Linked DNA regions of Homo sapiens: regions 2 and 3 are each linked to region 1. Evidence: chromatin loops called from intact Hi-C (ENCODE). Cell type or tissue: GM12878. All regions are shown on one strand. Links, peaks and the distances in the headings refer to the core of each region. The heading gives the core; the rest is flanking DNA.

Evidence for each region. Peaks named below come from ENCODE experiments on the same cell type or tissue, not always from the same donor. Only the 100,000 strongest peaks of a DNase experiment are listed, where the experiment ranks them.
Region 2: it touches region 1 in a loop (10-fold over the local background); 18 of 110 quality-filtered maps call a loop at or near these places.
Region 3: it touches region 1 in a loop (2.6-fold over the local background); 7 of 110 quality-filtered maps call a loop at or near these places.

What each region holds. Positions count from the first base shown.
Region 1 is chr2:165,868,454-165,879,331 of GRCh38, reverse strand. TTC21B (tetratricopeptide repeat domain 21B) reads left to right here. Exons shown (of 29, transcript NM_024753.5): 28 at 3,100-3,167; 29 at 4,500-5,970. The coding sequence ends at 4,577. It overlaps LOC100506124 (a long non-coding RNA gene), which reads left to right and starts at 7,391. Exons shown (of 4, transcript NR_045375.2): 1 at 7,391-8,535. RefSeq lists an enhancer at 4,579-4,778. In GM12878, for the core only: a CTCF peak has its summit at 4,698 (motif pointing right); a DNase peak (open chromatin) is centred at 4,681; H3K27ac peaks cover 630 bases.
Region 2 is chr2:165,233,681-165,244,558 of GRCh38, reverse strand. It overlaps SCN2A (sodium voltage-gated channel alpha subunit 2), which reads right to left and starts at 5,145. Exons shown (of 27, transcript NM_001040142.2): 1 at 4,919-5,145. In GM12878, for the core only: a CTCF peak has its summit at 5,219 (motif pointing left); no DNase peak of the experiment used is centred there.
Region 3 is chr2:165,772,825-165,783,702 of GRCh38, reverse strand. The region is part of intron 1 of GALNT3 (polypeptide N-acetylgalactosaminyltransferase 3); the gene reads left to right. Among named protein-coding and RNA genes, the nearest start is that of GALNT3, 16 kb to the left of the region's middle. In GM12878, for the core only: a CTCF peak has its summit at 4,468 (motif pointing right); no DNase peak of the experiment used is centred there.

The DNA of each region.
Region 1 (10,878 bases), core at 1,676-9,675:
AAATGAAAAGTCCTTAAATATCCTTAAAATATTAATTTTGACACTTTATTCCATAGAAGGAATGCACATAGAAGTTAAATTATTTATATATTCCATTCCTTGGAAGACCTCAGCAAATAAAGAGATTCCAAATGACTAGTTCTTTCATTGTGTCATCATTGTATTTTATAGATTATTTTATCAGTTCCTCTAGCTTTGCTTTGGTAATCATTTCTTTCTAAGGCTCTCCATTAATTCCTCAATTTCATCCTTAAGATTGTCATTGCATCTAACACCCTCAATGTGCCTGGCCAAATAAACAATGTATTTCACTTTTTCAGTTGTCAGAAAACCCTTAAAATCATGCTCATGGCCAGGCGCAGTGGCTCACACCTGTAATCCCAACACTTTGGGAGGCCGAGGTGGGCAAATCACCTGAGGTCAGGAGTTCGAAACTAGCCTGGCCAACATGGTGAAACTCCGTCTCTACTAAAAATACAAAAATTAGCCGGGCATGGTGGCGGGCGCCTGTAATCCCAGCAACTCAGGAGGCTGAGGCAGGAGAATTGCTTGAACCCGAGAGGTGGAGGTTGCAGTGAGCCGAGATCACACCACTGCACTGCAGCCTGGTTGACGGAGTGAGACTCTGTCTCAAAAAAAAAAAAAAAAAAATCGTGCTCATGCTCTTTCCATAGAATTCAGGGTTGAATATTGTCACTATAAGAGGCACCAGGATGAATGATGAATGGATAATTTGCTTGACTGCAGTAATCATTTATAAATAAATATATATACACACACACACATATATCTACACACCCACATCTACACACCGACATCATTTTGTATATCTTAAATATATACGAGGAAAAAAAGAAACACACTAGGAACAACTGAGATCCAATGAGAGAAGAAACTACTCATGTTTCACCCTTCATACCTATTCTCAGGTTATAGGACAGTCATTAGACTGTGTAGAATGTTTGCATTCTCTCGCTGTCTCTCCTGATTGCATATAGTTGAGTTCTAATAAGTTTGGCAGGTGTAGTGCAGCTGCAGTGCACATTTTCTTTCCCCTTCTTAGGTCTTTATTTCCTCTGAAATTTTTGTACCAGGTCATGTATCAAGTTTCTTCCAGTGTTAAAATTCTGTGATTATAATATAGTGAATGCTTACATTAAAAAATGCTAATATTTTGTGGTATTCTAAGGTTTTAAAAACCATTTCACAAGTATTTTATATGATTTTTAAAATTATACTAAGAGTTAGAGGGAGGAGTTGTTATTCCTGTTTTAGCGATGAGGAAACCTGAAAATGACAGCTCAAGCCACTTGCGTAAGATCCCAAAGCTAGTCAAGAAACCACAAACCAAAACTGAAATCTTGACTAGTTCCCATGTAAGTATGTTTGGCATGACATCTTAAAAATTGCTTTACTTTTTGAATGTCACAAACCCTTTTAGTTCATTTTAGAATTTGTTGGTAATGACATTAAGTTTACCTCTCTGAAACTTCTTATTTTTGTCTAAAATCTGAGATGTGAGATTCTGCCATAGGCCCTGCCCATGTGTGCCTGTGTGCATGTGTGTGTGTGTAGAGATATATATATACACACCTATATAGACATACATATATATACACACACATATATAAACATACACACATATATATATGCAGTCATGTGTCGCTTAACAATGGAAATCTTCTGAGATATGCATCATTAGACAATTTCATCATTGTGTGAACATCTTAGAGTATACTTACACAAACCTAGGTGGTAGATCCTACTACACACCTGGGCTATCTGGTATAGCCTATTGCTCCTAGGCTACATACCTGTACAGCATGTTACTGTCATGAATGCTATAAGCAATGTGTGTATGTAAACATAGAAAAGGTACAGCAAAAATACAGTATAAAAATCTTTGGGACCACCATCATGTATGTGGTCTGTTGTTAATGAAACATCATCATGCAGTGCCTGACTATATATAAAATAGTGTGAATTTTAGATCATTTCTATTTCTTTCTTTTTACTACCATCTGATAATGTTAGCCAGTAATTCTTTTCAAACATTTAAAATTTTAAACATTTGTTTTGGTACTTTTATTAGAGCTGAAGAGCACTATTTACACTTCTTATTTCATATTTTTAAGAGGTAGAGTGAGATATTTTTTATTACACATTATTTTACATTGCATTATATCTTGTTTACTGCGTGCACAGCTGCTGTTACTTTTCTTGTCTTCTTAGTTTTCTCATTTTTATAGCATGTTACAAGAGAACAACATCCATTAAGAGGAATGTGTTAAATATTCTTCTAATTGTTGATAGTAGAAGTGTGGCATTTCACTATCAGTAATTGTGATAATTCTTACCAGTCATTGATGACTAATCTGCCTTCCTCTGTGTCGCTCTCCTATGTGCTCTGTCTTCTCACCATACTCCAAGTTCATTAACTCCCTGTGTGTCCTACCACTGGCCTTAATCCATGCAGTTTCCTCTGTCTGAGAGTGTCCTTGATTCCCACCCTAGCCTAGTTTATGCCTCATTCTTCAGATTTCAGACATCTCTTGATACCCTTCAGGTTCTTTATGGTAACTCACTTGGCCTGGATCTTTCTTTCATAACATTTATCTCAGTTTTGAAATTATTTACTCATGCAATTATTTTAAAATGTACTTTTTCTCCTAATAGAATGCAAACCTCATAACTGTAGGCATCAGTTTGCCTGTGTAAGTGCTAAATAAATCTGTACTGTATAAATGAATGGCTGTGTTGTCATTTACTGCCCTATGATGAGTTTTTACTATAACCTGAAATAAATGAGACTTTTCTAGTAAGTTATAGAAACCACACTTGTGGGATGGCAGCTTTCTAACCTATCAATGTATTCACTGTGGTCCTTTTTTCCAACTCCACTTTCTTTTCTTCTTACACTTCTTTTGTGTCACTCTGTCTTCTATTATCACACAACTTCTCTGTATAGCGTAGTTTGGTTGTTCATTCACCAGCCTCCCTTACCATTCTCTAGTGAGTAAGCAAAGAGAGGAGGAGGCAAGGAAAAGTAATAGTAGCAGTGTACTCCATCATTCTGTTTTATGGTTTTTGTCTTAACAGGATACAAACTGGCATTTAATTACTTAAAAGCAAAAAGATATGTGGATTCAATTGACATATGTCACCAGGTAAACACTTAAATTTAGATTTCTTAAAATTTTTCAGATGCACAATTTCCTACTTTTTTAAATCTCCAGATGTATGTGAATAGAAATAGAGGATACATTATTTTAGTTAAATGATTTATCAGTATGTTTAGGGAGATTATCAGTGTTCGAAATTTAGAAAATGATGTTCACCTAAATAAAAAACATGTTTTTACTTTGAGATCAAATAATAAAATGTTTATGTCAATTTAAAGACAAAGACCACTGAAGAGTACATATTAAACAATAAACCATAAAATATTTACATGTATGGAAAGGAGTAGGATTAAAGAGGTGGAGTAAAAGAGACTTTTACTTTAAAAAAAAAAAAAGACAAAGACCAGTGGGAGAAACATGTTAAATAAAATGTAGTCTTTAAGTTAGAAGATATTTGAAGACAGTATAGATTCTCCAGATCATTATTCTGATTAGAAGTTCTTGTGAATGTGTCTGAATCTGGTTATTAGAGAATTCAGACTGATCAATTAGAGATAAAAAGGAATTCTATTAGAAGTCATTCAATTGCATTCTGTAATTCATCCCCTAGTAAATGATCACCTACTAAAATGACAAATATTTAAATTACAGTTTTAGAATTTGTAGAGTCTCTTTATATATACATTGTCCCATTGATATTCCATATAAGACATTCTATTAAACATTGTAAGGACCTCCAAGAAAAGTTCATTAGAAAAGAATTTTGTAATGCCCCTTATCCCACACAGCAATCTGTTAGCATCATTACAGTAAATACTTGGCCTTAGTAATTGCTGTTGATTACTGAGTCTCTGTAAAGCAGTATTTCAGTCAGGTTAGGGTTGTGTGTTAATGTAAGGCTATATATTAGGATCATTTTTGGAGTTAAAAAAAAAAACTAGCATCTCCCCACTCTTAGACTCAGTAGAACTAGAAATACGTATGTCTCAAGATCATTTCAGGTAAAGCTAATGTGTGCTGCTGTATAAAAGTCACTCTCTAAGGGTTTATCAGATATTATGAATGAAAAGCTAAATTACAAAAATATTTTAAATCATTGATACATAATTGTTTTATACAATTCATCTATTAGGTAAGCAGTTGTTTGTTATATTTTCTGCATTTGATATTTACATTCTATTGTTCTCATCTAACTACCATTAATATAAAGGAGTCATCATGTTACATTTAAAATGCCACCATTAAAAAGTGTTATAGCTGTTGTAGTATTAGTACAAGGAAATCTTAACTGTAATGCTCATTTCTTATAAGTTTTGTAACTCCGTAGTTTTTGATTATTAGTTACAAGTTTTTATGGGTTCTTTATTTGTTTTGCAGGTTCTTGAAGCACATCCAACTTATCCAAAAATCAGAAAGGATATACTTGATAAGGCCCGTGCGTCTTTAAGACCTTGAAAATAATTTTAACTTAGGTGTTGGTTTAACAGGAAATGAAAGAAATCTAACTTTCAGTTCTTCCTGTTCAAAACAGGTTTGAGCTCAGTGCTTTGTTATTAGAAGTATACCCTTTTTTCTCCAGCAGAGGTTGCTGCTGTACATCAAGAGAAGTACTATGTGAAATTGGTGTTTCCTAATGGAGTTGAATGAGAGCTGGTCTATTTGACTCTGTTTTGATTGGGTACAGATTTGGTGACTCTGTGGTAAAGACTATAATTATTTCTATAAAGAATATTTTGTTAAAATCTAGGTAATTAAATACCCTGTATCTTTTCTAAGGAATATTATTTCAGGAAATATATTTAAAATGCATTGTTCTCTTTTAAAGTGTTTTTGTTATATTCTTTTATTTATTTATTTATTTTTAAAGACAGAGCCTTGATCTGCCGCCCAGGCTGGAGTGCAGTGGCACGATCTTGGCTCACTGCAACCTCCGCCTCCTGGGTTTACGCGATTCTCCTGCTTCAGCCTCCCGAGTAGCTGGGACTAAAGGCATGTGCCATCACACCCGGCTAATTTTTTGTATTTTTAGTAGAGATGGGATTTCACCGTGTTAGCCAGGAGGGGCTTGATCTCTTGACCTTGTGATCCACCTGCCTCGGCCTCCCAAAGTGCTGGGATTACAGGCATGAGCCACCGCACCCAGCCTGTTTTTGTTGTATTCTGTGTTGTTTCAAAAATTGGAATAAATCTCCCTGTAAATAACTCATGAAAAAGACAATATATATATTTTAAATATATATTTTAATAAAGGTTTTATAAATAGATGATTTATATTCCTCTTGGAACTCAAAAGATGTGGTAAGTTTTGCAAATCAGGGTAAGCTCCCCCTGCATTCTGTAATGTTAATGGGTGGTGGTATAGTACAGAAAATGTAACTTTCATTGAAAAATCTTTTTTAGAAAAGGGTAGAGTGTGTGTTTCCCTTTCCTTTCTTGAGCTCATTCTTCCTGCTTTCAAGGCCATTGTGGTCTTAAGAAATAATCAGGTCCTGAAACCTCAATTTAAATAGGTCCCTTATTAGGGATATTTAACCTTAGCCTAGAAGACTTGGTCTGCAGGTATAATTTCAGACACTGTAACATTTGATGGTAAAGGGTGACCAAATACTTTTGGTCAGCAGGGAGTCACAAAGCACACCATGTGAAGGCAACGGTTTACCCAGCTCTGTTTAACAGCACCCTGGCATAGAAGCTTTCACTCTCTTACACTAAATTTAACCTAATCTAAACTTAATCCTTAGCATTATTTTTAATTTCTCATCTACATCTTTTTCAATTTTCCTTAAAATTGTAGTAAACACAGTCCTCAATTTTATTTGCATTTACAATAAACAGTATTTATAAGTCATTTGCTGCTTTTTATTAAATGTCCTGTGTTTGTTTTGAACTCCATTCTCTTGTTTCTGATCATTTCTCCCATTTTTCAAAATCCCTTTAATTTCAATTACGTTATAAAATTCCAATTATTCTTCTTTTCACTTAGCAAAACAGTTTTTTGTGGGGTTTTTTGTTGTTGTTGTTCTTTGAGACAGAGTCTTACTCTGTAGCCCAGGCTGGAGTGCAGTGGTGCGATCTTGGCCCACTGCAACCTCTACCTCCTGGGTTCAAGCAATTCTCCTGCGTCAGCTTCTTGAGTAGCTGGGACTAAAGGCACACGCCACCACGCCTGGCTAATTTTTGTATCTGCAGTAGAGATGGGGTTTCGCCATGTTGGCTAGGCTGGTCTCGAACTTCTGGCCTCAAGTAATCTGGCCGCCTTGTCACCTAGCTTTTATTTATGGCATTTCATAGAATGTTTAATAATAGAATTTATAAGTCACTTCATATATGTTAAAATACTTTCATATTCCTTACATTTGATCTTCACAAACCTAAAATGCCGGCATTATTATCCCTGTTTTACAAATCTGGAATCGTGAAACATTACCTCTTTTTCTTTAATTCAGGTGGAGAAATATCTTTCAGCCTGAGTGGACATTTTTAAGGACAATGCTATGGACTGAATGTTTGTGTACCCCAAACTTCGTATGTTGACATCCTAGTCTTTAATGTGATAGTATTGGGAAGTGAAGCTTTAGGAAATAATTAGGTCATAAGGCTGAAGCCCTTGCGAGTGCGATTAGTGCCCTTAAAAAGAGGATCCCAGAGAGTTCTCTAGCTATCTTTCTACCATGTGAGGACAAAATAAGAAGTCAACTATTTGCAACCCAAAAGAGGGTCCTCACCAGAACCTGGTGGTGCTGGAACCGTGATCTCAGACTTCCAGCCTCCAGAACTGTGAGAAACAGATTTCTTTTGTTGATAAGCCCACCAGTTTATGATATTTTATTATTGCAGCCGGAGCTGACTCAGGCAGAAATCACATTAACAGAATGCCTTTAGTAGTTCCAGTGAACTTGTGTCATGGGATGCTGGAATCATGGAAATTGGATAGAGAAATAGAGCATCTGTTCTCTCAGCAAGACATTTCCAAATCAGTTTTCCTATCTGTAAGAGGAGAGGAAGGTTTTGTTTTTGTTTCTTAAGCAGCCATTTATTTTGCACCTGCCATTTGTTAGATGCTATTTTAGGGACTTTCCTTACTTTATGTCTTTTAATTTTCAGTCAGCTATTAAGAGAAATAATATTCCCACTTTTCAGATAAGAAAGGTGAGACCTGGACTAAATGATTTGCCCAGGGTCACAGAGAAAAGTGTCAGAACCTGAATTCCATACTGGCCCAGTCAACTTCAAAGCCTCTGCCTTATTTATTATATTAAGATGCCTTCTATAACTAAGAGATAATGTTTCTGTAAGAAGAAGTGATCTTTTCTACATCTGGCTAGCAGAAGAAACTGGTGTATCACAGAGATAGCTAAATAATGAAGAACAAGATGGACTGAGTGGAATGAACAGCTGTTACAAATGTAGAAACTATTAAAGAGCAGTCTAATTGAGGAGCACTATAGTGTAGCAGTCAAGAGCATGGATCTGAAATCAGACCAGCCTGGATTTAAGTTTTGGCTCTACCATTACCTAGATGTTTCATCTTTCTCCAAGTTACACACTCTCAGCCTCAGTTTTCTCACCCATAAACAAGCATATAAGGATAATAACCTGCCTCAGGTTGTAAGGATTAAAGGGAACTTATATAAAACCTATAATGAATCTGACTCACTAGGCTCTTAATAGTAGCTCCTCTTATAAGCAGAACAGGGCAAAGTAGTAATTGCAACTGAGAAGAGAAAATGCAGTTCAAAGCAAGATTAAAAGGATGAGTAAAGTCCCCTAGAGAGCTCAGCCCTACAGGATTTGAGATTCTCATTCATTCACACCTTCCCTCCTTCCTTCCCTTCTAATTTTTGTTCAACTACTTCCCTCTTTTCCTCTCTCTCTACCCACCAACCATTATGCTAGACTCCACATGCAGCATCTCATTTTATCCACCTGGAGCTTGCTTTTGCCCTACTCTCCTCAGTGGAGAATTCTCTTCCTCCTGTCCCTCCCTTCACCCCCGCTTCCTGTCTCTGAGCTTCCTTCTCCAGGTTTGCTCCTTTCCATCAGGTATCACTTTATCACCACCTCCTCAAAGAGGCCGTGTTCATGTCCAGGCCCACAATCTCAAGTAGCCATCCTGTGATTCTGTATCATATTATCCTTTTTAAACTCTATGCAGCATTTACTACCTCTGATGTTTTTTCTTCTTTAAGGATTTGATTGCCTTATGTGACAAGCCCAAGATCTGTGACAGTTGGAGCTCAAACTAGGCAGTCTTGATTCCAGACTGCTCTGAACTAGTATTTGAAGGAACTAATGAACATGACATGTTAAATGAAAGTTTGGGGACGTACACTCAGGATGGAAGCAGGGGGACACAACAGAAATGAAAGAATTTTCTGTAGATCTGGGATCTGGACACCTGCCCCCCGTCATGGTAAGGACACAGTTGTAAGTTTAATGTACTTTTGACCTTAATTCAGCTAGTATGGTGAACTGGGTCCAAGAGGAAATATCTTTCTTCCCCAGAAGTCAAGAACCTAGAGCAAATCTGGAAGGCTTTTATGCATGGACAGCTGAGGAAGCAAGTTGAACTTTGCACTAGAGTAGAAGTAGATAATGGAATCACTATGGAAACCAAAAGACCAATTAAGAATCTGACAGGAGCTATCCTAGTTTGCGACTGGAGATGACAAGTGAATAGCTTTAAAATAGGATCATACAACAGCGTTCATGCTGACAGATTTTTTTAGAAGCAAGGTTGGCAAAGGTGCAAGGAAACCACCGCATTCAGACCGCTGCTCATCGAAGTGTAGCACAGCCTTCCTGAAGGGAATAACTTATAAACAGCAAAAAGCAAGTTCGAGAAGGCTGTTCTCTAAAAACAGCACAAAATAAGAGTCTCTCGTTTAACCAAGTGATCCCACGTAGAGAAATTTATCACAGGAAATATTCCGAAATTTCTCAAAGGTTTCCAATTTTAAAAATTGTAACTGAATTTTTTGCTGCTTTTGGTTATCAAAACATCCAACATGAGGTTGTCACATATGTAAGATTTGACCAATAATATAGTAGTAGGTAGTAATTGAAAACTATTTCAAGGATTTATTTATGTATTTAATTTTTTTGGCTCATGCCTATAATCCCAACACTTTGGGAGGCCGAGGCAGGCAGATTGCCTGAGCTCAGGAGTTCGCAACCAGCCTGGGCAACACGGGGATCCTCGTCTCTACTAAAATACAAAAAATTAGCTGGACATGGTGGTGTGCACCTGTAGTGCCAGCTACTCGGGAGGCTGAGGCAGGAGAATTGCTTGAACCTGGCAGGTGGAGGTTGCAGTGAACCGAGATCACGCCACTGCACTCCAGCCTGGGCAACAGTGAGATTCCGTCTAAAAAAAAAAAAAAAAAAGAAAAAAAAAATTTTTGAAAGATTTTAACTGCTAAAATGCTCACAAAATAAGTGAATAAAGAGGAAAATGTAACTGTTCAAATAATAATATATCCATTTGCCAAAACTATAGATGCATATAAGAATACACAAAACTAGATGAAACCCAGTTGTTAACATAGTTATATCTGAGTGATGAAATATTTATTTACCATTGTAAAAGTTAACTGGAATTAACATATATTCTACAATAAAAAAAGTTTTTTGTTGTTTTTTAGAGAATAGCCTTCTCAAACTTGCTTTTTGCTGTTTAAAGTTATTTTTCTGAACACAGACGAAGAGAAGAAGCTAAACAAAAGCTGACATTTCAACTCTCAATACCACACTTTACTATTAATTGTTAATGCAAAATGCAATCTATATTACTTCGATGGCCAGCGATAGAGATTCAGGAAGTGAAAGATGGAAATAAAAGCCAGAAAGTAGTAGTAGGAGTGGTAACAGAAGTGGTACTAGAACGTAAGAGTTCCAGAGGGGATGTGTAAGAGCATAGTCCTGCAATTACATAAAGGATTGAGAGCAAACCCAGTCCTCTGTAATTTTAGTCCATTATTCCATTAACAGAGTTTTAATGATGATTCTACCAAATATAATAAATTAAAAACCAGTGGAAATATCTGAAATCCTGCAGAGCCTCCACGTGTGGTCGTGCAGTGTGTGCACTGCACAGAGTGACCCAGCCAAGGGCACAGGAGATGGAGGCAGAAATCCTCCAAGTCTTACCACTCTGCAACTGCATCTCCATGCAGGAGGACTCCCTTTTCTAATTTGAATACAACTTTCTCATAGGCTATTGGAAGCCCTGCGAATGGAAGGAGAGGAACTAGAGTCAGTATAGAAAAGTTTTTAGAAATAAGGCTGAGGGTGAAGAGTGATGTGTCCATAAGGGTGTGAGAAGTCTGTCTTTTAAGGTAAGAGCTACTTGGGCATCTATGGAGAAAAAAAAAAGCCAGTAAATATTGAAGGTACAAGAAAGAGAGGAGGGGAAAACCTGAGTAGAAAAATGGTGGCATCCAGGGGGTGCACAATTTTTGCAAGGGGAGTGAAGGAACGAATGAACTGCAGAAAGACTCACTTGATATAAAGGCGGCTTCAGGAGCCCTTATGCTAATTGGCTCCAGTAGTTTTATAATGAATAAAATAGTCTTTGAGCTAAGGGCAATACCACTCCTTCATATGCACAGGATCTTGGACCTCTGTTTTCTTTGGACTCTGAGGTATTTTTCACTTATTTCCAGGTTCCTGGTTGTGGTTGTTGGAATTCTGCCTGCCAGATTAGAGGGGAGTTACTGTAACATGATAAATCCCAGTTATGATCAAAAATGTGCTA
Region 2 (10,878 bases), core at 449-8,448, 630 kb after region 1:
TCTCTAAAATGTTTCACTAATAAACAAAACGATATTACATGATAAGATTTTTTCATTATTATTATTAATGTAGTTAGTAATTATGTCTTCTTCCACATAAAGGTTTTGACTGAAAAGTTTAATGGAACATTACCAGAAAAAAAAATTATACTTCTGATTTGCAAAATCCACTTCTACCTCTCCTTCCACTGACCTCCAATTTCACTAAACCCAAATGGATAAAGAGGAGATAACACTAACGTATGAGTGTTATAGAGAGGTCAGCTTTTATTTTTCTTCTTTCCTTTCCTTTTCTATTTATTTATTTATTTATTTTTGACTCAGAGTTTCCCTCTATCGCCCAAGCTGGAGTGCAGTGGCACGATCTCAGTCCACTGCAACCTCCGCCTCCTGGGTTTAAGTGATTCTCCTGCCCCGGCCTCTGGAGTAGCTGGGATTACAGGCGTCAGCCACCACACCTGGCCAATTTTTGTATTTTTACTAGAGACAGGTTTTCACCATATTGGCCAGGCTTGTCTAGAACTCCTGACCTCAGGTGATCTGCCTACCTCGACCTCCCGAAGTGGATTATAAGCAAGAGCCACGGTGGCCCATCTACTTTTCATTTTTTAATAGAATTTCATCTCATATTCTTGATGCAAGTTATCTTTTCCTAATAGAAATAATATTTCAATGGCCACTATTATATTGCCAATGGTATTCATTATTATCAGCAAAATATATATATGACTCACCAACGCCTGTGCCTTCTTCAAGTCTTTCCACTGCCATTTCATGACAGGTGAATGCAAGAAAATGCATTCACCTTAGAGGAGATTGGCTCTAAGAAAGCCCCAAGAGGATTCTGTAACTGCCAGAAGAAATGGAGAAAAAAGGAACTTCTGGTAGGAAGCTTCATAAGGAAGCTAGTTCCCTAAGGGAAAGGAGCTTCCTGACATTGACTTTTTTTTTTTTTTTTTAACAGAGTCTCACTTTGTCACCCACACTGGAGTGCAGTGGCGCAATCTCAGCTCACTGCAACCTCCGCCTCCCAGGTTCAAGCGATTCTCCTGCCTCAGCCTCCCGAGTAGCTGGGACTACAGGTGCCTGCCACCACACCCAGCTAATTTTTTATTTTTAGTAGAGACAGGGTTTCAGCATGTTGTCCAGGCTGGTCTCAAACTCCAGACCTCAGGCAATCCGCCCACCTCGGCCTCCCAAAGTGCTGGGAGTAAAGGCATAAGTCACTGCACCCGGCCATGACATTGACTCTCTCTACACAAGTCCTGGTGAACGTGCTAATGAAACTGAAGGATTCAAAAAAGGAAAGAACTTGAATAATTAATTTAGATACTGGCAAACCAGCCCTTAGTAATCAAACTAGATATGTATAATAGATATGTGTTGGCCTAATTCAATACAAGTTTTAAATAGAACCTGTTTTTAAATAGGTGGTTATGAATAAGAAATTGATAACTGAAGTATGTAAAAGCTTCATGTGAAACAGTGTTATTAGTCTCCAATTCAAGAATTAATGTGACTAAAATATATTCTGCAGGAAAGTGTTTTGCTACTGAGGATTAATTATTTCTTCCAGAAAGTCCATATGCCACCAATAGCCTTTACTGAGGAACAAACTGATTTAATCAGAGGAGATACTTCATCTTACAAACAAGGATTTAATTTCGAAAAACAGGCCACCCAAAGTGAGTTACACCAGCTTTGCTCATTATCATCAACCACCCTTTCTTCCTGTGTCAAGGAAAAGCATTTTCAAACCTTCCTTCTGTCTCTTCCACGACCTTGGTGTACTTTTGTTTCTTCTTTCCTCAATTTTCTCTCTACTGACTTCATACCTTACTCTACAAAGGGCTTAGGTTTTTCTAATCTGCACTAAAGTTAAATTTCCCTCAACAGTACCTTCTTTCTCCAGGTATAAAATGTTATCTCTCCTACCTTTCCCTGGCAAACTTCTTAAAACTTAAATATACTCCCCAGATTTCTCATGTCCAATTTAGTCCTCAGAGCCCCTGTCTCTGCCATTCAACTAAACCTCTTCTCTTAAAATTAATTTATGACCTAATAATGATAACTAAATCCATCATCTTTACTCTATCCTCTTATGAACCAACCCCTTTATGGGTTTTCTATTGTTTCTGATCCCTATTTTGATATTCAATTTACCTGCTTGGCCTCCTATGATATTGTTATTCCGTCAACTTCTCACATTATTTTCACACAATTTAATAATAGTTTTCTACACTTTTTTACTCTCCTAATCTTAAGATTATGCCCCCAGTCATCTTCACTTCTCTTTTGTTCCCCATTAATGTTTAATTATGTATGACCTAATTTTGTCCCACAACTGCATGCAGATCTATACATTCAGCCTTAACCACTAATCTGATACATGGATATAACATGTTCAGCTCCTTATAAAACACCCCAGTGTATGAGTATGTGTCAGTATGTCAAATGCATAACACCAAAAGCCAAATTCATTATCCTTACTTTTACTGCCCCAGGGGAAAAAAAATAACAACTGCAACAACAACACCGACAACAAAAGCTTCAAACAGATTGGGTTATTTACCTTTCTCTACAGTTTCCCTATACGATGCCTATAGTTCTCCATTTTCTTGTATTTACTTGCCTCACCTATGTACCTGGAATAAGCAACTTTCTGTTTTTCTTTATTTATATCCAACTCACTCTTAAAGATCTAATTTAACTGTCACATCCTCCTAAAATCTTTTCCTCTGAGCCCCCCATGGACAGAAATTAACATTATTGTTTTGTTCTGAATCCCAGGATGTAACATGGTGCCTGGCACAAGATAGGTGCTGATATTCCTGTCCCATTCACTTTCTCATCTTTCTTCATTCCTTATTTTGAGATATAGTGGTATCTGCACATGTATATTTGCATGTTAACCTCCCTGAGGTAAACTCCTTGACTAATTATTTCTTTATCTCTACCATGGACACTTGGTTGGTACGTGGTATTCCACAAATATATGTAGACATGACACATTTTAATCCCTTTCTTTTCTCAAGATATTGAAGAAGTAGGGTAAAGCCTGTGCCTAGTAAGTGAACAAAGGAGGAAAGGCTTGGACATGAGATGATATTCTTATAGTTGTCAATAGATTAACCTATATGTACAATCTTTTCTATTAGGTAGGAGGGAAAGCCATGTGGCCATCCACATCATTCATGAGCATAGGGTAGAAGAGTATACACCACCTAATAATGAAAAAGGCATACTAAGAAACAGAGTTTCCATAGTTGTCATTCAGTTTTCTTGGATGCTTTGACAAGAAACCTAAGAAAATTGAGCACTGCATATAATATGCCATTGAGCAACAGTATACTGAAAGAAACTCTATTTTACAGAATATAACCAAACACACACACACATGCACACACACACACACACACACACGCACAGTGAATATCATCATACCTGGTCTATGCCATCCTGATATGTTCACACTAGAGGTGAATTGTGTTACTGCTATGGAAGATGTGGAACTGTCAATCACTGTTCTAGCCTTGCCTTATTGTAATTTAGTACGTGACTCTGGGAAATCCACCTTATCTCTCAATTACAATTGCTTTTCTTTAAATGATAATGGGGATAAATGGTTAAATATCTGTAATTCTAAAAATCTCCATGTATATGGAGCCATGTAGAACTACAAACTCTATAGATTCCACACATTTAAAAAACATGTTTTTTTCATGGTTTGTCCAAACCATTTTATAAAATCATTCCCCATAGCTTTCACAACCTCTGACATGGCAAAACTACCTCTTTACAGGAAAACAATGACTGAGATAAAAACATCCTGATGCACCTCCACCGCCTGCCACCTCCACCATCACACACACACACACACACACACACACACACACACAGCTCTTTCCACAGGAGAAAGAAGTGAGGCATTTAAAAACAATCTTACAAAACTATTTTTAAAATATTTGTAAAATCTCTTTAAATTTCTCTAAATGAAAATCAGTGGTTTTTAAATATAGGATTTCTATATGTCTTTATTCCTGTTATTCTAATAATAATCAAGCAAGGATTTAAGGGAAATCACGAGAAGCAGCAGAGAGAAGCAAGGCTGTTGCATGCAACTTCCACCTCCTGAGTCATTCCACTCTTTAACACAGATAATGTCACATGACCTAAAATAATTTAAAATGTGAGCACCTTCTATAATATCAACTATTTAAAATGGCCACGGTTCTATTATCCCAAATCCAATAAAATACAGAAAAAATCAATTTTCATGGCAATTAATTTGTGTTCAGCATACTCCTCACATCCATACTGGGGGAGGAGGGAGGGTCTATAGTCTCATTCCAAGTCTATTAAACACATTACATAAATCTTGATTCATGTGGGAGAAATGACTTACGTATTATTTCTAAGAGGTAAAAATAAAGACATAAACAATCTGTACCATCATAGCCAGCAGAAATCGTTCAAAAGGCCTTTGGACTCAGAATATTGGCTTGCCTCTGAGGCTGCAATCAGAAGGCTCAGCCCTGAGCTTTGGCAGAGCCACTGCCATGTTAATCTGCTTCATTATATCTCTACAATTTGTTCACTGCATTAAGGAGCAGTATTTCCCTTGTGAAAGGAAAACCCATCCTTCACTTTGAAAGCTTTACCTTTAAAAGGTAAACAAATACAGCCAGAGACAGAGACCAACAGCTAGAAAGCCAAAGAAATAATAAAACACGGTATGTCATAGTCAGAGCTCATTTCAGCCTAGGAAGATTTTAAATTGCACAACAGCTAGAATTAGAGCTTTTGAATCTCTTAGATCTGAATACAAGCTAACAAAGCACACATCTTATATTAAATGTCATTCTTAACATAGATAACAATCCGTGGATAAGTCAAAAATAGAATCATGCTGGCTTACCTGAAATAAAGAAAAATGTAAATCATAACACAGAATCCACGTATGTGTTGAATATAACAGTCTCCAATGCAATTCTTCAGAATTTTTACTGGAGTAGAAAGTAAAATCTCACATGTGCTCTATCCTCATTAAAGAAGAAAAAAACAAGAAAGGATGACCACAGCATCCTCCCTCCTTTGCCTTAGCTTTCTGTTCTGACAGTCATTCGATGGTACCCAATGTCTGTTAGAAAACAGCATGCTAAATTAGAAAAATAAATAAATAAAGGCAGCATCTTACATGACAGCTCCATCTCCTGGTCAAAAGTGGAACCATCTTAATTCACGTTCCTTTGGCTATGTAGCAGTCAGCACATAAAATTAAATGATGTACAGCCCATAATTCCACTCTATTTGAAATCAACTACTTTAATTAACTGTAATTTAAACATTTAAGAAGAATTATAGTATGAATTTTTAGAATTATAATTCTATTTTGGGGATTCAAATTTCTTTACATTATGTTTAAACTAAATGGAAGCTTTTCCCATCATTGAAAACTTAAGATTTATTTAACTTTATATACCATCTGAAAAAGTAATATGTATCTCCTATAAAACAATTTTAGATGTCAAGCTTATTGATAATGAACATCACATCTCTTTGTGGAGAAGTATAAGTTTTTGTCACTAGAGAAGTTAACACATAACACTTGTGTTGCTATTGTTTGGAGGAATGTTGAAAGGTTAAAGATAAGGCAGGAAAATTAAATGACTTAAAGGCAAACTTGAAAAATCTTTAGTTAATCTAATCTAACTACAAAAATACAGACGACAAGTTACATGCAACATGAAATTTGATAATTGTAGTAGTATACTATAGTGTGTAGTTACATCTTCTTAGAGAGATAAGAGAAAATTAAATTGTCAAAAGAATCCATTTGGTAAATGACACCATTTATAGAATCAAAGTTTTACTGAGCATATGATGTTCTCAATATATGTTTGTTTAATTAATTATTCTTCTTATGAACAGTTGTGAAGGCCAGGATCATTTTTTTAAAATTTGAAGTAAAAGGATAGGCATTTTTTTTCTCCCACTTTTTTACAACACCATTTTAATTTGGGGCCAAATCGATCTTTAATTTCCTATTGCAGTAACGCTGTCCATGGTGCTGAGAACCAATTTTAGAACTCATGGTGAGTTCTAGGTCTTAAACGGGTCTGAAATACTGTCTTTGTCAGATTTGATATAAAATTTACCATTAAAAGTCCCCAGATCAGCCAGAATAATTGATAGTATCTAATATAAAAATAGTTAAGTAATTTTTTTATCCACAAAATATGTATATACACATGTCCATCAGAAGCCAAAATGCTGATAAATACATTTAATAAAATACATGATTGCAAGCTACACTTTCTTTGGATTCATAATATTTTATTTTCTGTGTGCTAAAGTTATACTGAATAGATTGCTTTAACATAAGGTTGTTCCCACACTATTAAATAGACGAGGAAACCAAAGCCCACTCTTCAGTAACTTATCCAGTATTAATAAGCAAGTCAGAAGAACAAACCCAGTTTCTTAAATTTTACCTTACTTCCATTTCTACAACATTATTAAGATGTATTAGTTTGGTTATGAAAATATATTTTTAACACTGAACAAATAAATAATTAAAGTGACTTGGTAGATCAAATTATTTTAATGTATACACTCAACTATTTCATCTCACAAGTTTCCTGCACTATCATAAGATACATAAGCTCTCAGGGCACATAATTATGATAATTTTGCCAAATTAATTTGCAATTTCAACAAATTACTCCTGATGGCCAAGAAGCTTAAACCTGTAAGATTAAAGCCTAAGATGCCACAAATATGAAATATTATTGATACTTTATTTTTAAAATCACGGGAATTTTACAATAATTTATATAAAATTTAAATGTTTTTCTTAACACAGTAATCATTTTTCCCCATAGTCTTGAGGGTAAATTTTATCCTTAGGGAAGATGTGACTAACTGATCCTGGGATTTTGTGTACCTCTAGGCACGCCACCTCATGCCCCCAGGGATACAATATCCCAGTTTCAAGACCATAGGGTTATATGACACAGAAACTGGAGCAATCCTTTTCAACCCTAAATCATATCACATACTCTTCTTCTCAAAACTTTTTAGTAGCTACCCATCTCCTTGTGAATAGTCTATGCCTTCCCCAGTGTTCACAATGCTCACAATCTAGACTCCTTTACTTCTCTGATGTTATTCTTGCCCTCACTCACTCTACTTTAGCCATTTTATCTTCTTTCTCATTACTCAAACATGGCAGGTATGTCCATTCCTTAGGAGGCGTCCACCTTTTAATCTCTTTGCCTGGAAATCTCTTACATGGGCTCCGTATGGCTCACTTCCCTCATTCTTGTCACAGCTCACAGCTGCCTTCTTACTGAGACTGGCCTTGACCCTCAATACCACACACTATCCCCTCCTCTGGTTTTTCCCTTTAGTATTTAGCTGACATACTAAATATTTTGTCTATTGTCTGCCTCCTCCAAGAAAAATGTAAATTCCATGAAGGCAGAGATGTTTGCCTGTTTTGATCACTTCCATAAACGTGGTTCACAGAACAGTACCTGAAATATAAGACCCACCCAAATAATGAATACATGTCCTAGACATAGAAAATTCATACATTTTTATTAATGCACCATAGGAATGCTATTATTTCTGTGTGTGGATTCCTATGTTCTTATTAATACATACGTCAGAGAGTGTGAAATCAATGAAGCAAATGGCATGTTCTTTGAGTAAACTATTTAAACTATGTTTAATTCATATACTTAAGCAGAAAACAGAACATATAGTGAATATTCCATAAATATGTTAGGTTAATGATGCCAGTGTTGAAATTAGACCACTGTGGTCTTGAATTGTTTTTAATGGAGTTCTGACAAAATTTTGGTAAAATATTATTGAACAACTCTTATGTTAGCACTTTTTTTTCCAGGATAAACAAACTTTGAGGTAACTATTGTAATTTTATTTTTATGGAAAATGTTTAATCTCATCTAGAAAATTTTAGCTGTTTTAAAATAAGTTGTAAAAATAGCAACATGTCACATGGTAGACATGTGTGCGTGTGTATACAAATATATATATACATATATACACACAGACACACAAGTACATACACACACTAAATCTTTATGAAATCAACTTCAGTTAGGCATTCATTTCGCTAGTAACAACAAACCAATGCCACATAATTTCTCAATAACATGTCTCTTGGGCATTGCTTTAATGATAAAATCCACACCTTTATTTTGGCAGCTTGATTTTCAAAATCATTTTAATTTATAGAGATAAAAGTAAGTAAGTCTTATTTTACCTCCATTAAGTTGTGCATATTGACTGTTATTTAATTTTTTTCTACCATTTATCATTCACCCAGACTTTTAAATATCATCCATCTGATTCAGAAAATAAAAGACTAAGTTCCTAGTTTATACCTAATATTTGTTTACATTTTTCTTGCCTCACTTCTTCTTATTTAAAATATCTGCATTGGAGAAAAGCAAATGAACAGACATTTTTAAATGGCAATTTCATTTGTACAGTTTTAGTCACCTTAAAATATGCTAACCTCTTTTAAATTATTGGTCACCAACATCAAGACAGTTTTAAAAAGTTGAACTCCATATCTAATGTTTTTCCTGCACTATTATCATTAGAGAATCAAGGACCTGTAAGCCAAAATGGGCATATTTTTATGCCATGTTCAAAGACTGCTAATACTGATGAGGAGGACAGCTTATTACACTAGTTCCAATTAGTATGAATTGTTGACATTTAATAGTATGTTATCAAAAGATGAAGAAAAGGAAAAGAAAAATTGGGCCATCAAAAGGACATAATTTCCATAAACAAAGTCTGACAAACAGAATAATTCCCATAATTCCTTGAAAGACGAGGTGTTACAAATAATGTTATAAATATATAACATTTATTGAGCACTTTTTATGTGCCAAGCAATGTGCTAAGTACTGTACATAAATTATCTCATTATTCCCAGCAACAGGTCTGTGAAGTAGATTTTTATCTTTTCCCTCTTAGAGATGAGAAAAATAAAGCCAAAGTCCCTCAGCTAGTAAACGATGTCTTGACCTCCAACTCAGACCTCTGTTCTCAATGCTTATGTTCTATTTGAGTTCTACTTAAGACACAGGAGATGTAAACTATGAAGAAGTGATTCCGTTGACCTTTGGAATTTATGTGCTTTTTGTCCTCAGCTCCAGTTGTTCAACAGTTGTGTAAGCCAAGGGTAAAACAAGAGTGGAAAAGAAGGAAGGTCTTTAGGAGTACCTCCCTTCAGTGTGGTATTTCAGAGCAGGTGATGGATTTGCAATGGATGCAAGGATTGACAGAAGAAGATAAACAGAAGGAACTAGAGTTATTAAGGAAAATAAATTGTCAAGAAATTAATGAGTGAAAGAACAAGGCAGAGAGGTGAAAGAGAAGTGCAGGACCCATAGAGCTCTGCCAGAGACCCTTCTCTTCCCCGAAGATGGCTGTCTGAAAGAGAGCAGCATTCCATGATCCCCTGAGCAACAAGGAGTTCTCATCTACAAGGCTCACATGATCCTGTTACCAACACCAGAAATACACTAATGCTAGCTGGTAGCACCTTGCTGAGGGTAACTGAAATACACAAAGGTTGCCCTGACATTTCTCATCAGTAGGTCTACCTTTATTGTGGAGTAAATAACTCAATATAGCATGATGAAGAAACAGGTAAATTGATATTCTCTGAACCCCATACTAAAATGTGGCACCAGATGTCCACAAAAATATCCCTGAAAGACGAAAGACTGATTGTAAACTATAAAGTCATTTCAGTGTTCTTACGGCAGCCATTGTTTAGTGTTTAATTTTTCTAAGCTTATCATTGTCATTATTGTTAATAATAGTAATTATCAGCCAAAAAAAAACTGCATTTGGTAAATTCCTAAATTTTTGTTCTGACAATTTCACCTCTCTCAGTGGGGTAGAAAACACCCAGATAGAGAACGATGATCCTGTTCTTAATTCAGCCCAGTGAAGAACTTCAGGAGGCGCTTCCTAGGCTTAGTTATGGTATGGAGTGGAGACAGCACAGACAATTGGAATTCTGGGGGTTGCACTGAGCAGATAGCCCTGTTGCCCATCTGTAGGAAGCATTAAAGTTGAACCTACGGAGGGCAGATGGAAGTCTTAATTATCAGAAGAAGCCCCTATCCTTATTGCATTTGTTACACCATAATAAGGTACAGGGACCACAGCTATATTAGCAAATTCCAGTATGGCAGACAAGAAAAGTAAACTAAAAATCAAACCCTAGAATGATGGAGCCTAAGCCATAGACCATATTAGTCTGCAGCCTGGGATTGGGACCCCTGGTCTAAAGGATGCCAACTGTTCTGTTGGTGGAGTGGGCAGAGGAAGATGAATTCTGGAGAAACTGAGCCTCCAGGTTCACTTTCTAGAAGACAAAAGTACTCTCTGGTAAGTTTCTGGAGTGGCACTGCACACCTATTCCTTTGACCCATGTTGATCACAATAAACCAGTTACTTAAAGTCACCTCTATCACATCGTGGTTCACTGGGAAATAAAGGTGCTTTCTTGAGCCAGGCAAATAATTGAATCATAGATGATAAAGAATGTCAGGAATGGAGGGAACACCCAGAAATACAATACCACAAAATTAATTGCCACCTGGGTACTAAATGGCGATCTTCCAGCACCCAGCATCACTGGATGATGCATATATACCCATCATTGGATGATGCAGCTATATCAAGTAGAGACGCATATATACCCAGCTCCAGTTATGAAATTTTAGTTGAAATATAACTAGTGATGTGGAACCTAATATAATAGTTTCTATCCACAGATTCCAAAGGGAAAGCAACACATAGCAAAATAATTGCAGAGAA
Region 3 (10,878 bases), core at 1,192-9,191, 95 kb after region 1:
TGAAAACAAAGTTTAATTGGAATGCAGCTATGATTATTCATTTACAAATTGTCTTTTTTGTACTACAACAGAATTGAATAGTTGCAGTAGAGACCATATGGCCAGCAAAGCAAAAAAAAATTTGTTATCTAGTCCTTTATAAAAAGTTTGTTGACACTTTTTCTAGAGGGTAATGGAAGCTGAGAGATGGAGGAGGAGTGTCTATCACATCAGCATTGGTAAACCTGTAGAAAGGTGAATGCAAAATGATAACAATTGAGCAAGCAATCTTCTTTATTCCTTCACCCCCTATTCCTTAATATTTTTGGGGCCTCAAAGGAAGAATGAATGGAGAGAAATTGCCTACTGCTTGTGTGTGTTTGGACTCCTTCAAAAAAGGAATGGTTGGTTGAATTAATTGAATGCAACCTGCCCATCCTCCAAATACATGCCATGAAAAGGCCCAGTAGACACTCCTTTCACTAAAGTATTAAGAAGTACATTAGTGAAGGGATTCCCTGCATCCATGAAAAAATCTGTGCCTGCTCTCCTTTGTAGACCATTGAAATTGGCTCTCTGATTTTACTGGAGATGATGAAATTCCATAGTAGCAAAAGCCAAGTGGCAGTAAGCCCTTATACACCAAATACAAAGTATATACATCTCCCACAATGAAAAGCTGGGCCATAGAGGTATCAGAAAACATTGGCTTGCAGATGTTTCTGACAGCTGAGATAATGTCTTTGGTATATGCCTAGTGGTAGCTAATGAATGAAATACGTAAGCAGTACTATAGCATCCCTTCATCTATATAATAGGAAAATCTCTAGCTCTGGTAGCAAAAAAGTTAACTTTAGTTGCTGCAATCAAGAGTCACAGCATCTCACTCAGTTTTCAGACCTAAGTCAATTCACACTCCCAGAGCTTTTCCCCAAAGGGACCTGTAGCCATTTACCAGAGACTATGCTTTGGGGAAAAGGAAATAATCAGACCTTTCATACTAATTCCTAGGGGGACCCAAAAATACTGTGGCCAACTGTTCAAAGTGGAGACTTAAAAGTGCTCAGGTAACAAATGGAGTCTTAGCTCCAGTTGTACTCATAGTGGGTCCAGGGGGTCAGCAGATCTAGCCTGTGCTTATTTCCCCAGTTCTTTAATGAATAATTGGAATAGACATACTGGGTAACTGGCAGAATCTCTATATTGACTCTCTAAACCAAGCTTGTTTAACCTGTGGCCCATGGGCCACATGCGACCCTGGATGGCTTTGAATGTGGCCCAACGCAAATTTGTAAACTGTCTTAAAACATTATGAGATTTTTTTTTTTTTTGTAATTCTTTTTTTTCCCCCAGCTCATCAGCTATCGTGTTAGTGTGTTTTATGTGTGGCCCAAGACAATCCTTCTTCTTCTAATGTGGCCCAGGGAAACCCAAAGATTGGACACCCCTGCTAACCCATAGAGAGAGGACCATGTGATAGGAGAGCTGAGTAGAAGGCTTTAGAATTTCCCCTTTCTTCAAAGATAGTAAATCAGAAGTAATAACATATCCCTGAGGAAACTCTCAAGATTGATGTCACTATCAAAGATTTGAAATAAGACTTGTGATATCTATCACATCCCCACTTAGCTCACTTATTTTGCCTCGGCAGAAGTTAAATGGATCTTAGAGAATGGCTGTAGACTCCCCTAAACTTAATTATTGGGTGACTCCAAATGTAGTTGCTGACCCAGATGTAATATCTTTATCAAACCACATGGCCCCTGGCATTTGGTATGTAGCTATTGACTTAGTTAATATCTTTTTCTGCCAATTTACAAGGACCACCAAAAACAATTTGTTTTTATCTAGCAGAGCCAACAATATGGCTTCACAGTCTTGCCTCAGGGCTAGATCAATTCTTAATCTTAATCATCGTAACATTTCACAAGTCATCACACTGATCCACTACATTGATGATAATATGCTGATTGTCTCTGATGAGAAGAAAGTAGCAAATACTTTAGATATCCTTGTAGAGCATATAAGAATTAGAAGGTGATAAATCAGCCCCACAAAAATTCAGCAAAACTTCTGGGCATTCAGTAGCCACTATGCTCGATAGGCTTTTTTTTTTTTTCTTTTTTGAGAGGGAGTATCATTCTGTTGCCCAGGATGGAACGCAGTGGTGGGATCTGGGGGTCACTGCAACCTCTGCCTCCTGGGCTCAAGCAATGTTCTTACCTCAGCCTCTTGAGTAACTGGGACCATAGGTGAGCTCCACCACACCCGGCTAATTTATGTATTTTTTTTGTGGAGATGGGGTTTTGCCATATTACCCAGGCTGGTCTTGCACTCCTGGGCTCAAGCAATTCGCCTACCTCAGTAGTGCTGTAATTACAGGCATGAGCCACTGCACCCAGCCTCAATAGTCATTTTTGAATTTGGGGGCAACATTTACAACATTTGAATATGCTACCTCAACCTGTTTACAGAGTAACTCATAAGGCTGCCAGTTTTTAATGATGATCAAAGTAGAAGAAGGCTCTGCAGCAAGCCCAGCAGTACAGGCTATGCTACCACTTCAGCTTTATGATCTAGCAAACTCAACGACTCTCTTGGTATCTGTGCCAAAGAGGAATGCTCTATGGAGCCTCTGGAAAGTGCCAATAGCAGAATCACAATACAGACATCTAGGGTTTTGAAATAAATATTTTCTTCAGATAACTGTTTACTTTTTGATAAACACCTTCTGACTTGCTACTAGGTAGATATTGAATGCATAATTATGGAGTGTCAGGTTATCATGTGGACCAAGTTTCCCATCATTATCTGGGTAAAATCTGACCTATCTTTCCATAAGGTTAGCGATGTACAACAGCAATATATCATTGAGTGGAAATAGTACATGAGACAGAACTAGAGCAGATCTGGATAGGACAAATAAGTTGCATGAACCAGGGACTCAGACTTCTTTGGTAGCAACTCTAATGGCATTGCCTTGTCTCTTTCAACTCATGCCTGTGGCTTCTTGGCGATTCCCTTAGTCCATTTGTTAGAAGAAAAAACAACAACAACAACAACAACAACAACAACAAAAAAACCCCTCAAACCTGATTTGCAGATGAATCTGAACAAAACACTAGTACTACCCAAGATTAATGACTGTGTAGCACTATAGCCCTACTCGTGAGTAACTGTGAATAATACTGGATAAGGAAAACTTTTCTGTAGGCAGAGATTTGAACAGTAAATATGGTTGTCCACCATGTTGGGAATGAGACATGCCTAGAAATACAGATCTATATTGGTCATCGATGGGTAGTTGTTAATGGTTTTTATGGTCAGAGTTGGAAGGAACAGGATTGGAAGATTGGTGACAAGGTAGTTAGTTTGAGGAAGAGGTATGTGAATGAACCTTTCAAAATGAAAAGACCCTGAAAGAATTTGTATCCCCTCTGAGTGCCCACAAAAGCACATCCATTGCAGAGGAGGCTCTTAATAATCAAGTGGACAAAATGACACATTCTGCATGTCAGTCAGCCTATCTCTCCAGCTGTCTCAGTGGGCCCATAAACAGGAGTCTTGGTGGCAAGACTGGAGCTGTGTATGCATGGGCTCAGCAACATGGCTTCCCCTTTGTAAAGTTGACTGGGATAGCGCTGCTGCTGAGTTCCTAATCTGCAGAATCCAGCATTGAGCCCCTGCGGGGATCAGCCAGCCTCTGGGTGGCAGGTTCATTATACTGGATTTCTTCCTTCATTGAGGGGGCAGAGACTTCTCCTCACTAGAATAGACAAGTATTCTACATATGGATTTGCCCTTCCTTGACATCACCAACATCTGTGGACTCCTAGAATGCTTAAGGGCATGGTGAATACAGAGTAGTAGTTAGTGTAAGAAAGAAGCCATAGATATTCATTATGGCCTCGCAGCCAATTATGTAAGTGAGGATTATTGTAGGTTTGCGTATTTTTTCTTTAAAAATTTTTTTTCAATCAGCTTTCTCAGGTTCAATGCACATTTTTTCTTTGCCTCTTATATCTAGGTTTTTTTTGTATATGTTAACAATTTTCTTCTCTCATTTTCATTTTAAAAATGTTAAATAGAAGCCGTTGGAGATCAACTTTCCAATTTAGGTAACAGAATATTTAGTGGGACTGTGACAGAATTTAAGGAGTAACTCAGAGTCACAGCAATGACTACAATAGCTGTTAGGACTCTATGTCTCTCGTTTTTGAGGAGATAGAACTTCTTCACTTATAAAGAAGGACAGTTAGACTTTGTTAGGTGAAATATAGAATTGTGTTGTTATTGTACAGGAGTTTCAGTGTGTGGGAGAGGGTGCATGTGGAAGCTGAGTAGTGAAAAGTGTAGACTTTGCTGCTTATCAGTTTACTGTCTCTTAGTTCCAAATTTACTGTATTAGCCTGCTCTGTAATAATGGAGCTGGGCCTTGTAAATTTCTTTTTTGCTGGCTCGTACAATGTTAAGCCTTGTCAGTAGAGGGCACTGGAGGGACACTGAAGTGGCTGAGGCTTCTCTTTCTGGTTTCTGTGATGCTCACTGGCTAAGCTCCTTTTGAGCATAGTTTTCCTCCACTGCTCACTCCCCAGTATGATTTTCTCCAGTACTAGGTATCTGCAGAACACAGCTTTTTCTAGAGTTGGTGTTCCCCACACACTGCACTTTCTTTAGAGCTTGATTTAGGCAGCAGTGGTGTACCCTTGAGACACAGACACCATGGACCTGCTCTGTCACCTAAGTCACTGCTCCCCAAACTCTCTCCTCAGATCCACACATGCCAAACTCGGGGCCCCACAAGACTGGGTGTCTAGGGAGCCAGCTGCCCAACCTTTGTCCCAGGCAGCCAGCCCAGAGCCGTTGTTACCTGTGTGGCACATGAAAGTTCACTAAACTCCTGCAGGGGACAACCTCTGTGATTCCAGATTCCCTCAGCAGCCAGCAGTTTTCCTCAGCACCTAGCTAGTTCTAGGGTTCTGTCCCCCGGCTGTGAATGGCCTCTTCTGGAACTTCAGGGGCAGATTTCTGGTAAGTCCCATGAATGAAGTACTTCTATGACTTTTTACCAGGTAGTCAAAGCTAGGGCATCTCCATAGACATCTCTGGATCTCAGCCCTGGTGAGAGGAGAGCCCTTCCTTGAACACTTATTTCAGCCATAGGGGGAGTGGTTGCCCCTTATACTGTATTTACAACTCCTGTATTCTTTAGAATTCTCCTTAACTCCCACTAGGCAATTTCCTGTTACTCCAATCCTCTTTTAATACCAGATTGTATTAAACTTTCTCTGTTCAAATTAGCATGTGGTTTCTATCTCCTTACTAATCCAAAAGCCAACAACTATGTTTACAAGGTAAATAGATGGACAAATGTTTTAAAATGCAGTGCCTCTACCTGGGGGGCAGGGAATACCAGTTACATGAATAATCTCTGGATCCACCTAAATCACTCCTCAGAATTCCTCTACTCTGTAGTATGCCATAAGTAATCAATGCATATCTTTCATATGTAATGTAAAAGTCATTCACAGGTGTAGATGTGGCAGGAAAGAGCATGTGAGCCCCTGAGTTTGTGACTCCCTTGACAGATAATGTAGTATCATAATTACTTGTTTGTGTCAAACTGTCAAGATAGAGTTGGCTAGCTCACAAATCAAGATTCTATCAGCAACCTTTCACATTCAGAGATGACGATGAGGGAGATGTCTACCTGACCAGGGGTAGCTGAGAAGTTGGATGTCTGACCCTGTCCTTCTCAGTATTGAAACCTGTGCCTCACGGTTGCTGATGGTTAACTCTGTCACTGAGCTTTTTGTCTCACAGCCTGCAGATATCTTGGTTCAGAAAGCTGTTCTTAGTTTATAACAATTGCAAGTAGTTTAGTCATCCACTGGTGGCATTGCCCAGCCACCCAGAGTAACTCTACTTTGCCTTTAGCTGAGATCTTTGAGGTATGTCTACTGCTGCCCCCTCTGAGACAGAATGTGGCTGTCTTCATGCAGTTTGCTTTGCATCAGTGTTTGTCTCTTGTCATACATCCACATGCCACTTCCTGCTCAGAAGAAATGCTGCCAAGAATGTAAACATGAACTTAAACATAATCAAAACTAACAAACTACAGCAGCAAAACACCATGAGATTTGACCCACCAATAAATGCAAGCAGAAATGACTTTCTGCCACTCCTCTGTTCCCTAACACTTTAACCAGTAGATGAGGGGCACATAATAAAACTTCTACCCAAGCACTTAAAGGTTTATTATCAGGGCAAGGTCTTTAAATTTTGTTTTTCTTTGTTTTGTTTTGAATTCAATTAGGAAATACAGATGATAGATAATGTGTGGCAAAGATCCAATGAGTTTTATAATAATTCACAATAGTGTACTTTTCTTAATCTATAATCTATATTAGGATATTGGGATGTAATTTTGTTTTTTTTCTGCTTAGTGTGGTTACCCCTAACTCTTTACAGCATGCCTTAACTCAGTAGTAAGGAAGTTTTGTATACCAAATTAGACATCACAGCAATTAAATTCATCAGGAACCAGACTTTAAACTTCTGGAGTTGTAATGGTTTATTGTCACAAACATGGAAACAAGAAGTGAGAGGAACCACTATCTTCTTATTTCATTAAATGTTACTTTCATGTAAAATTATAATGTTCTGCTTTCCACTACTTCAGAAAATTGCTACAGTTGGAATTTTTAGGTTAAATGAACAACTAATATTTCTGCAACCTATGCTTCTTCACCTAGAGGGACAATCATGATGGATCTTACCTTGATATTTTCCCTTCTCAATTTGTGTTTAAACAAGATCCCCAGGTGATTCATAGTCACTTTAAAGTTTGAGAAGCTGTAGTCTAGATAACTGGAAGCTACCACTTGTTAGTTAGATTATTTTAAATTTGTAAGATTTCAGATGGAAGCATATTTTTACCCCTGAGAATAATCCATTGATTTTAACATAGCGAGTGTCACAACCAGTTAAAATTGTGTATATTGCTTTAGCTTTTCACTTTATGAATATTTTTATTAATGACTTTTTGCAATGGCTACATATATACCAGGTTACAGATTAATAACTTTTTAAAACCAGGTCTCTGAATTTCACTCTTAGGAATTCATAAGAATTTAGAATTTAGAAGATCTCTGAATTTTTCTTTTCTTTTTTTTCTTTTTTTTTAGTTTTTAAAAACTATTTCATGATTTTTGACTTCTCTTCCTCTGTGAATCTGATCTTTGGTAATTAGCAAATAGCCATCTTGGATAGGTGTGTTTAAAGGTTTTAGAAAGAGTACAAGAAGAACAAACCCTTTATCTGCTAATCATTTCTAATGTGCAAATATGACATGTTATATCCTGAGTTTGCTGTTGTGCTGATTTTTTTCTTATCAATTCTCAAACTTCTGAGTCCAACTGGAAGTTGACTGTAGGAGAGATTTGTTTTGTTTCACGAGCTGTTTTTACGTAGGGCTTCCAATTTGGCAGGTAGTACTGACAAGGAACATGGCATTATTCCCGGAAAAAGGCATTAAAAATCCTGGTTTCATTTTACTCATTTATTTATTGTGTATCTTTTGGCTTATGTCTTTTATTGTTCAGGTATCAATTTTCCCATTTTTATGATTGGAATAAAATATTTATAAAATTATTTTACAGAAACATAATTTGCAGTAAAACCTCAGTGCCTCATTTATATCAGCGTAAATCCCTGAGTCTTTTTGGAAAACTGTGGGTCATTCTTGCCTTGGATTTTATCGTGTATCTCCATGTCTAAATAACTTCTATTCATTTACATCAAGAATCTATTTTGAAACACCCATCTTTGGCTTATTAGAAATTAGTAATGTGGTTGCCTTTGGACAGATACAACCCTTATCAGATGCTAGTTTTGATTTGCCCAAAATATTGTGATCTAGACAAGTAATTCTTAACCCTTGCTGCTTGTTAGAATTATCTGGAGAGCTTAAAGTAACAACAAAAGCAGAGTATATGCCCTGCCCCCACATCAATTAAATCAGAGGTGAAGCCTAAGGCACTTTATTTTTTTAAGAGCTTTTCACTAATGTATATCCAGAATTGAAGACAGCTGATGGAGATGCTTAGTGTTGAGTGTCATTCAGCATTAATGGAAGCCTAATATTGCACATTAACAGCAAAGTACAGAAAAGTCATAATGAAAATCCCATCAATGTTGGAATCTTTAAGTGATCAGGGTTGATAAGAGAAGATTAATCCCTTCAGAAATAGTCTGAAAAGATCAAAACATCATCTTCCTACTTCTAGGCTCTGCCTCTGTAAGGTTCTCAACCTCTTAATCTTCCATTTTAAGATCTACAATCTTATTTTCAATCTTTATTACTGAAATGGTGCTTTGAAAAGTTTTTAAAAATCATTTATTTGTAAAATATTACCCAATGATAGGAAGCTATTTGTAGTTTTTATGGTTTTTCCTCAGTTTTTTTTCTTATCGCCTTTTATTTAGGATATCAGTTCTTGACTCTTAAACATTTTATTTTAGATAATTTCAGTTAAAAGCTCAGGATTTTACATTGAACTTGAGTTTGAACAGAGTTAGAAAAATGCTGGTCTTAAACTGAACTGGCATGGCCAAGCCACTTAATCTCTTTGACTCTCCCTGTCTGTCAGTAAAATTGGAATTACAAAGGCTAGGCGCAGTAGCTCATGGCTGTAATCCCAGCACGTTGGGAGGCTGAGACAGGAGGATCCCTTGAGTTTGGGAGTTCAAGATCAGCCTGGCTGGGCAGCATAGTGAGACCTCATCTCTACAAAAAAAAAAAAAAAAAAAAAAGAGAGAAGAAGAAGAATACTTCACAATATTGCTGGGAGAATGAGAACTTATGTATTAAATGTTATTTAATACCAGAGACCTAGTCAACATTTAACACAAGTTAAGTTTTGTTTTTGTTGTTGTTTCTGATGAAATCTTGGTCCTCTTTCTTCCTTTTTCCAGTCAATAAATTTTTCTGGGTGCCTACTATGTTATCAACATTGTGGTAAGGGCCAGAAAAACAGCCATGAATAAGATGCTATCCATGTCTCTCATGAGCTTTCCTTGACTCCTTTATCAGAAGCATCCCAAACTAAAACCTACTAATTGAATGGGTCTTTACATAGATACACATGCACTCACAATGATAGGATTACTGTCATTCTGATGAACAATTCCTCTAGTTTATGATTTATTCTAAAAAGAACTATCTTCTATCTGCGTCATTAATTCTATCCTTCTTTTCAATTCCCACCCTATCCACAAGTATGATTTCTGACATAAAATGTTTTGGGAAAACTATCACTACTGTAGAAGAATCTAGTTCTGTCATATCTTCCTATTCTGTGCTTTCTCTGAACTCTTTTTCCATGTTCTGTCAAAATAGGGAGTCCAGCTCAATTCTTCTCAAATTCCTAATTTAGCCTACTTCTAGCTGCAGAAAAATTGACTGTCACTCGATAGCCCTGGGGAAGGGGATTTTTGGTAGTCCCCTCAGGAACAGAAAGGAGGTGAACACAGGTTGATGAATATCTACCTTTTGTCAAGATACAGTTAGAGGGGATGAGGTTGTAGTTCATCAACTGGGAACCACTTTCCTGTGAGACCCCAACATTTTGACCATTCTTATCTTCCGGAACCCCATAGGTGAGGTTGCTGCCCTATTATTCTGGAAGTGCCCTGAATCCTAAGCCTTAGGATCTTGAAGGCATGACTACAACTACTCTCTCTGCCAAGGTTCTCTTCTCATTTTTCACTAAAGCCCATTAGGCCAGGTCTAATGAAGTTCAGTTTTAAAGGTCAACCAACTGTTGCACATTTAACATCTCTCAAGAGTGAGATAAGATTGTAAAATTACTTCCACTTGACGTGGATAATTTATCTGTGTTTTCATTTGTCTTTTTTTTTTTTTTACCACCCCTCCTTCATAGGATTGGAAAAATTGGACTTTCCAGTCAGTCTCTTTTTTTCTACTCTTAAATGTAGGTATTTCTCTATCCTCTTTGTTTTACATTTACCCCAAGACTGACTCAAATTTTCATCTCTACTGCAGAACTTTTTCCTAATTTCCAGTCCCATATATCTTTTTGCTCTTGGAAACTCACTTTGGAAGTTCCATTAGCATATTACATTTGCTATGTCCAAAACTGAACAAATTATCTCCTTAATTCCTACCCTGAATCTATCCTTCCTGTGTTTCTTGCCTTTGTTAATGTTATCACTTTACTCATTTGTATTAGTTTGTTCTCATGCTGCTAATAAAGACTTACCAGAGACTGGATAATTTATAAAGAAAAAGAGGTTTAATGGACTCACAATTTAACATGGCTGGGGAGACCTCACAATAATGGCAGAAGGTGAAAGAAGAGCAAAGGCACGTCTTACATGATGGCAGGCAAGAGAACATGTGCAGGGGAACTCCCATTTATAAAACCATCAGGTCTCGTGAGACTTATCCATGACCATGAAAAATAGTATGGGGGAAACCACCCCCATGATTCATTATCTCCATCTGCCCCTGCCCTTGACACATGGGGATTATTACAATTTAAGGTGAGAGTTGGGTGGGGACACAGCCAAACCATATCACCATTCATCTCCCATTCTTCCCTTTCTCTCACCAAGTCCTGTTGTTTGATTCCACTTCCTGGACTCTCTTGAAATCATTCCACTCCATCCTTTGACCCACCTCATCTCATTAATATCTATCACCTTTACTGGGGCTGAAAAACTTGTGATTTTTCTAAAACATAAATTTGATTGTGGTCTTTTCTTAAAAACAGTCCTCTCCATTCCATCTATTTTGGAAAAAATTGGTAATTTCCAAATTCACTGAAAGATGCACAAGGGTTTTTATGAACTGATCTTTAACTGACCTTCAAGCCA